Linked DNA regions of Homo sapiens: region 1 is linked to region 2. The links are chromatin contacts, found by Hi-C or POLR2A ChIA-PET in ENCODE. All regions are on one chromosome and are shown on one strand. The core of a region is the stretch at or near the end of the contact, and the rest is flanking DNA. Distances in the headings are between cores, read along the strand shown.

Region 1 (4,137 bases), core at 685-3,184, 51 kb after region 2:
ACACAGTAGGAGCACCATAAACGTTGATTGACTGAGTTCATTGAGGCGGTTGACGCCAGGCCATCCACTCCCACGCGGTACTCTTATCTTTCTCCAGGCCCACACCCCTGGCCCGAGAGGCGGTAGCTGGGAGCAGATGGCGAGTCCCGGGTGCCAGGTGTACTGCACTCCAGGCGCGGTCTGGGGCACTGGGTTCTACGGTCCCTGCCCCACCCCTCCCATCCCTATGAGTTCCCCCAAAGCTGTCTGCGCCAAGTGTGACGTCTGACTACGGCGGGAACATGGGAGGGGAAGGGCTGGAAGAAAGGAGATCGGTTGCCTGGCGAGGGGGCCCGTGCGTCCTACAGTCGCTACCCGCCACGCACGCGTCCCTCTCCTCCTGACCCGCGTCACTTAGCAGCCAATGCGGTCTCCGTGCCTTCCCACTTCCCCGCAATCAAGCGCCTTTCTTCCTCCGCCTCCCCTCTTTCTGTTATCTGACATTTTGCTCTGCTTCCCTCTGCCCACTCCCCAGCGGGATTCCCTCCCTGGCAGACGCGCGCGCCCCAGCCCGCCCTCGCACAACCTCCAATAGCAGGTCAACTGGCTTGTAACGCTGGCTTAGGGTTGCTCTTGAAGTGTTTTTCCAAAAGCGAAATCACCCGCTTTCCCCCACGGGGCTAAAACTGTAATTGCAACAACGGGCTGTTGCGTTGGGGGTGGGAAGCCCGTCGGGCGTGCCCCACCTAGACCGCCTGCTGGGGCCACTGGGGTGGTTTTGCCGCCCCCTCAACCCCTGCCACCCCGGGTCGAGTAGGCAGCTCCACCCGGACGCTTGCGCCAGGGCCTGACTGCCGCGGCTGCCAGCGGAAAGGCAGAGACCAGCTGATCCAAGGAGGACAAAGCGAGCCGAGACCTTCCGCAGAGCTTGGCTTCCTCGTAACTGCGCCCAGGGCGCAGCCTCTCCCTGTTAACTACCTGCCATATGTTCCCTTCTCTCAGACCCGAAACCGCCTCCTACAGGTGCTGGGGACTGAATCTGGAGCTTCGGGCGCGGCCCTTGACAAGGGCGCCTGGCACCCTGGGGCGCCTCCGTGGCCCTCGCAAACTCAGAGAGCCCCCACCGTCCAGTCTTTCCTGCACGAGCGAGGGATCGAGGGAAGGCGCCAATGCACGTCTGTCCCTCCGTGATCCGCGCAGAAGGGACGCTTGAAGACTGGGGTGCAATGAATTGTCGACTTCCCTCAGCTCTCAGCCCTTTTCCTCCCCCCGCGCGCCGTGCACGCGCAGCCTGCTCTGCCCTTCTGAAAGAGACGCTGCAGCTGCGCTCTCAATGGGGCCTCAGCCTGCGGGGTCCGGGGAGGGGATGAAGTGGGTGGTTGCCCAGCCGGTGTACGAAGGTCGTGTGCCTGCCGAAGAGTGGGTCCCACACGCACAGCGCGCGCCGTACCAACCAAGCAAGGCTCACAGAGAGCATTTAGTCGTCCAGAGCAAAGGATGCTGGGCACTCAAGAGAGCAGGGGGCCAAGTGGCTGTCAGTTCTGGTCAGTGACGGAACTGGACAGCATCTCCAAGGGCCAGGGGATGGGGTAGGAGGACGGAGGAGCCAAGCTCCTGGGAAACGACCCCCCCAACCTATCCGCGACCGGTTGCAAATTCAAAGGAGGGCTGGGAGCCCGCGAGGGTGCGGGAGGTGTCCTCGCTTGGGCTGCGTCTGCGCCCGCGTTTGTGTGTGTGTGCGCGCGCGTGTCTTCAGCTCCTTCCCCGGTCGTAAAACCTAAACGGAAGACGGGTGTTAAAATGCTGCTGACAGGATCGCCTGAAACATGTTTACAGTAGGAAGGACTTTCCTCCAGAAAGCACAGTCTGAGTCGATTCCAATTTATTTCCTCCCTGTAACTGTAAGCGAAAGGAGAGGTTCGGCTGCCGCGGCGGAGCGAGGCTGAGCACCATTAATCCTTGGCGAGCTTAAGCCAGGGAGAGCGCCGTGCCTGCGAGACCGAGTCGCTGCGCTCCGGAAGGCGTTCTGCCTGAAGGAAACCTCTTTTTTTTTTTTTTTTTTTTTTTTTTTTTTTGAGTAGGGAGTGGCCTTTGCACTGGAGTCCTTAAGTAAGGCGCGTCGTTTCTCTGCAGCCGCTCTCGGAAGCCGGAGAAACTGCATTCACTTTAGCAAGAAGACAGGGAAACTGAAATTGATAATCCCCCGAGTTGGGTTACCTGATCCAGACAGGAAGCTGGTCTAGGCTTCCCCCGTCACCCGGAGCTCCTGACAAGTGAGCAGGAGGCGGCGGGTGGTTGCCCTAAACTTTGATTTATGAAAAAAAATCAGAATTCATCGACATACCCTGTTACTCGTTGAGCGTTTAAGCCTCTAACTAAAGAAGGTACAGTGGTAGGGAGTGGTAGGGGGGTCGGGAGAGGAGGAAGGGGGAGAAGAAAGAAGACTGACTATCCCCACGATTTCCTACCTCGCCTCGCGGGCGCAGGGAGGCTCAGCGATGCCACCTGGCGGCTGCTTCTCCCCAGATTGGGAGCCGGCTGGCTGCAGACAAACCCAGGCTCTCCCCGGGTGCCGTGCCTCTGCCTCTAGAATAGAAGCAGAAGCCTGTATTCATGCTTGCAATCCAAGTGGCCCTGCAAACATTCGTCTTCTGCTTGTTTTCTTGAGAAAATCGAAGGAAAGGAATAATGAGTTGGCATTGGCATGAACAGCTTAAGCCTACTGTGTGCTAGTCACTGGTTATGAGAGGAAAATGGTACAATTGTTAGAAATGCAGGTTTCTTAACTCTTAGCTTATTCTAGTGATAAAAATAAATGCTAGGTTTCATTTACCCCAGAATCCTATTTTGATATTTTGCAAATATGAGTTATTTCCATATATTATTTTTCAATGCACGCACCCCCACCCCCATTACGCGCTGAGCCCAGTTACAATGCAATGTCATCAGCCCAAAAGGATGAAGTGCAAGTTATGTTTGTCTACTTGACTGAGAAGTAAATCAGCCTCACATGGAGGCTTCTTTTCCATAAAGTGTGGAACCAAAAAAACTGGCGCCTTTCAGTTGACAAAGGCCAATGACATCAGATTTCCCAGGGCTTCTTCCTTGTCAGGTAAAGTAACAACTACACAGTTTTTCCTCCTCTTTATTTTATTTGAACTGAATACTTGTCAGGTCTGACTAGCGCCTACAATCATAGTTTCTATAACCAAGGCAAGGCAAAATCTTGCAAATCAGTGCAAATCCAGATTTGTTAAACTAATTTCCATTCAGGTCCCTCCCTCCATGCCAAAGGAATATATTAAGCAGTGGAATAGAATCTTATTTCATCTATGCCCCATACCATTGTATGGATGTGAGATTTTATGTTGTGTAGATGTGTGAGAGCAGAAGAAATGCATTAGCAGATATTACACTTACATCTCAAATGGAATTCCATCATTTAAGGGAATAAAATAAAATACCTAATTCAAAATTGGAAATGTCTAACATCATTGCTAACAAAGACAGTTTATTATTCTAAACCAGGATTTTTTTTTTCTGCAAAATTATCTTGGCTTTCTCTTAATACAGCTAAAAGACTAGCATTAAGAATTACTTCATGTACTGCAAAGCCAGCAGAGGGAACACTGCGTACTGATTTAGTAGGGGCCACCAAATATCTGGTATTTGGGGAAAAAAATGTCAGTAATGGAGAACTGATTACAGAGCATATGAAGTTAGGGAATGAGAAGGGAGAAATCTTTTCTCATTATTTGGTATTGAGAGGTCCAACACATTCCAGTGTGCACACACTTAGTTGGTCACAAAGATGACTTTAATAAAAGGGCATTCGTCATATGTTTTCTTACATTCTAAGAGAACTAACCCATTAGAACAGATCTATTTCAGAAGTCTAGGCACTTGTGTAATATATAAATATATATGCAGTAATTATAAAGTCAATGGAAGTTACTGATACCATATTTCATCAAGTCTAAGAGGAAATTTTTCTTTTCATTTCAACTCTTCCTGAAATAAGGAGGCATCCTACATCTAGGGGGATATCACAGTTTCATTGGCAGCTTTCTTCCTTGGTGGAATGTAATATAATGGTGTGTCTTAAAATTTGTTGGATTTGTTGAAATACAGAAAATACATGTAACAAAAGAATGAGGC
Region 2 (3,934 bases), core at 536-3,035:
CCAGGCTGGTCTTGAACTCCTAACCTCAAGTGATCCACACTCCTTGGCCTCCCAGAGTGCTGGGATTACAGGCGTGAGCCACCACGCCAGGCAAGAAATGTTAAATGTTACTTTGTTGATATTACTCTTGTGGCAAATTAAAATGAATAAGTATCTTTATAGGGTGCTGTTGAGAAACATTTCCCCCATTCTGTGTGTGTCCAGTTACCATTTTAGACTTGGGATAAGACTTTAATTTAACCCTATTGAATTCTGCATGTTAAATTCATTTTATTATTTCACTCTCCTAAGATCATTTAGAGTGCTGACTCTATCATTCCACGTACTTGTCCTCTCCAGCCTGTGTAATCTGTGAATCTGTTAAGAGCCCTGTGGCAGACACTGCTAATCGCATATCTGATATCCATTTTCACTTTCTTCCTTACACATCCCTGACTTAGTTGGATTGTAGCAATGGACCCAGTTTAGGTGCTTTAACTCCCAGCATCCCTTGCGGCTAGTGGTGGTCATGTGATACAGTTCTGGCCAATGAGATGAAAGCAGAGTCATTGGGTAGGCTTCCAGATCAGTTTATTGAAGAGGCCAGACCCATGAGAATGAAAACCAAATTCAAAGAATGATGGAGAGGGAAAAACAAGTAGTCCAGGGCACGATGCCACTGTGGGGCTGTAGCGTCAGCCCTGTGTTGTGCACCTCCAGTCACATAACTCCTGGAGATGTGACAACAACAACTCCTATTTGATGAAGCCTCTGTCACTAGGTTTCTGTCACATTTAGCTAATGCAATTACCACCTGTTGCAGATGCCATCTACAGTCTTATCAAAATATATGGCGGGGTGGGGGTGAGGGATGAAATACTACCTACTAGGTACAGTGCACACTATTCAGATGACAGATACACTAAAAGCCTAGTCTTCACCACTACATAATATATCCATGGGCTCATGCCTATAATCCCAGCACTTTGAGAGGCCGAGGTGGGTGGATCACCTGAGGTCAGGAGTTCAAGGCCAGCCTGGCCAACATGGCGAAAAGCCATCTGTACTAAAAATACAAAAATTAGCCAGGCGTGGTGGCGCACGCCTGTAGTCCCAGATACTCAGGAGGCTGAGGCAGAAGAATCGCTTGAACCTGGGAGGTGGAGTTTGCAGTGAGGCGAGATTGTGCCACTGTGCTCCAGCCTGGGTGACAGTGACAGAGGGAGACTCTGTCTCAGAAAAAAAAAAAAAAAGTCCTAGAGCTGAGGCTCACACTCATATTCTCACAGCCAGTGTTAATTGTAGTACGCCATATCATTAGAATAACTCATACAAACCTCCCTTTTATATGATACCTTCTCTTCAAGATCTCATTTTACTTTACCCAAATTATATTATTAACCTTTCAAATGTCCTTGGGCATTAATAGGAATTAAAGAAAGTTTTTTGCTTCTCAGGGGAATATACTTTGGCTTTGAGTATCTGAGTGCCCTGCTCATAATCAGAGATCCAGAGGGAGTAAAGAAAATATACTTAAAAGCTTTTGCAACTATAGGGGCAACAGACTGGAAAAGGGGCCCAAATTTTCCTCTGGACTCAGATGGGTCACTTTGCCCTCAACCCCATTGTTGGGATCTCACTAAGAATAACTTTTTCCCTGTTAACATTTGCCACTCTTTCTAAATGGAAAACAGTTTGTACATTTCTCTTACCACCCAGAAGTAGGACAGTCCTGGCACAAACATTTCCTTGATATTTAATAACTCCCCAACTCCCTCCAACTGCTGCAGCTGCTGCACAGCAGACACAGGGAAAGATTAGATATGGCATTTGCACCTGGCCAGTCATAAACGGCTCCTTGGTTACATGCGAAGGTTAACAGGCCCAATTCCCTTCTCTTCTTCCACCCAGAATGCTGCAACATGAAAGAGAGCTGTAATTATTTATAAACAATAAAAACTCCTATGGAGCATATAAAATGAATGGGTTTATTTCCCTACTCAGAATGCAAGTAGACATTTTCCTGGTTGTCGACATCTTTGGGGCTATGATTAGAAATGCCTCCTCTACCCCTTGTATTTGAATGTGAGACTCTAGGTCTTGTTTGTATCAGAGTGATGGGGGCAGACTCTTCATATCTATTGTATGCTGTCTGCTACTTAGTGATTCTAACCTTTGCAAACTAAGACTCCTTCTCTTAGTAACGTTGCCTTGGTACTTTGTGGTACGTCTGCCACTAGCTGGCCTCTCTTCCCCTTGCTCCTGTTTTTCTGACCCAGCAATGATCTCAAGTGGGAGAAATGCAGCTCAGCTTGGGAAATGGGGCGGAGTTGGGGGCATTTCATTGAGTTCTCTCCTTAATCATGATTCAGTGGGTCCTGGCTGGCTCAACACAAGACGAAAATGAGTTTATAGACCTCTATAGTCAGCTGTCATCTGCTTAGCTCCAATGTGGTAATTTGAGAGCAAAACAGAAAAAAATGCAAAAACTCAAAGACTCCATGTTAATAGATGACTTGAATGTGCTCCCTTTTTTCACAAACCCTAATGCTGTACACTTTTGCTACCAGTATGTTACATAAGCATGATTCACTCTTAGAACTGAATGACTCCTTTGACCACTTGGAGTTCAGAGGCACACAAGGCACTGTAGTGGAAACGGAAGCTTGTCATATTGGTGGCACTTTCTACTCATAGTTTCTAGGAGTTTCCAAGCTTTTCAAGTAGGAGAGCCTGTTTTTTACCCAAAAATAGCAGTTTTGTTTTCATCTCTGTTGATTGAGAACACCAAAAGTTACCACGAAAGCCGCACATTTTGTATTTATTCATCATTACAAAGCTACTTACGCATGAAAAAGAGCAGTACACATATTGCAATACGTTATTCTGTCCTTGATAATACTTGATATGTAGATTCCAGGACCCCTTAATGTAACCCAGAGGGTTCACAGGGATTCAAAGCCCAAATCAGTCACCTTTGAAAGAAAAAATGACTCTTTTAGAAAGGATTTAAAGGGAGAGCTGTTAAAATCTTACAAAAACTTGCAGAATAAGATCCTTTGATACACCATGTTCCAAAGGACAAATGAGAAATCTAGGGAGATAGCTTTTAAATTTCTAGCAATAATTTCAGCACTTAGGCATCTGCTGTTTAGCCAACCTATGGATATTGTATTTTTTAATGGACCAATGTAATTGGATAAAATTCCTAATCAGCTCAAAATTTTTATTTTAAATGAGTAACCCTTAGTATAATCACTGCATTAGCAATAGTGAACTACATTTGAAAATCCCTATTTAGTAAAACTACATTAAGTAAAATGCAAAAAATATGATAAGCAATCTAATTTAATTTCTATATGAGATTATTAACACATATTGCGCTATCATCTATAATTTTAAAATCATGTTTTCTCTATCTAGACCTGTAAAATCATATTCTTATAATTGGATGTGTATTCAAAGTTATTTCTAGCTTTATTTTCCCTTTTGAATTTGGGCAAGCAATAGTTCCTAAAAGAGTCTCCAGTTCACATCTTAAAACACAATGTAAAATTCTAGGGTAAATTACAGTCTAAATTACAGTCCTTTCTTCTCTAAAAAAATTGGGGGGAAAAGTATTCTGTATCTCATTTCCACTAATCCTCAACTGTTGGTCCTTGACTGCTTGTATTTTCTCATTGGAGTCTACTCTTCCCCATGGGATTATATTCGGTTTGTAATGTTTTCACTGGGTGAGAAGAAATGAGAGGATCAGCCTCACACCTAAGCCAAACTACTCCCTGGATAATCCTCTCCAGATAGCAAACACCAGGAAAGCAAAGATAAACGTCACATGGGCAACTCCAAGGATACACATCCCTAGTAGGAATACTTCAAGGCTTCCCCAGGTGCCTAGTAACAAAAACGATGTGGTCCACAAGCAGGAAAGATACACATTCCCAAGCAGAGTTTA

The links. A loop is a pair of places that touch in the nucleus more often than their neighbours do. ChIA-PET counts read pairs that join two places held with the same protein, here RNA polymerase II (POLR2A). Pooled maps may share reads with other maps.
Region 1: a loop to region 2 is called in a pooled map of right cardiac atrium, with 2.3 times the contacts of the local background. The contact joins two enhancer-like sites. A Hi-C loop is called at or near these places in 5 of 168 maps with a recorded cell type or tissue (CD8-positive, alpha-beta T cell, Caco-2, PC-3 and 2 more) and 12 of 50 pooled maps. POLR2A ChIA-PET finds 5 or more read pairs at or near these places in 11 of 52 experiments (AG04450, Caco-2, H1 and 7 more).

The regions. Positions count from the first base shown.
Region 1 is chr6:21,586,942-21,591,078 of GRCh38, forward strand. No RefSeq gene overlaps it. Among named protein-coding and RNA genes, the nearest start is that of SOX4, 4.7 kb to the right of the region's middle. RefSeq lists enhancers at 1-198, 839-1,496, 2,264-2,363, 2,374-2,423 and silencers at 194-253, 394-473. Within about 2 kb of position 1,935, at least 38 of the 41 ENCODE cell types and tissues checked have a DNase peak (open chromatin) inside an H3K27ac peak, as active enhancers do.
Region 2 is chr6:21,536,071-21,540,004 of GRCh38, forward strand. LOC107986579 (a long non-coding RNA gene) reads right to left here. Exons shown (of 3, transcript XR_001744022.2): 2 at 2,827-2,954; 3 at 1,294-1,894. Among named protein-coding and RNA genes, the nearest start is that of LINC00581, 26 kb to the left of the region's middle. Within about 2 kb of position 1,786, at least 2 of the 41 ENCODE cell types and tissues checked have a DNase peak (open chromatin) inside an H3K27ac peak, as active enhancers do.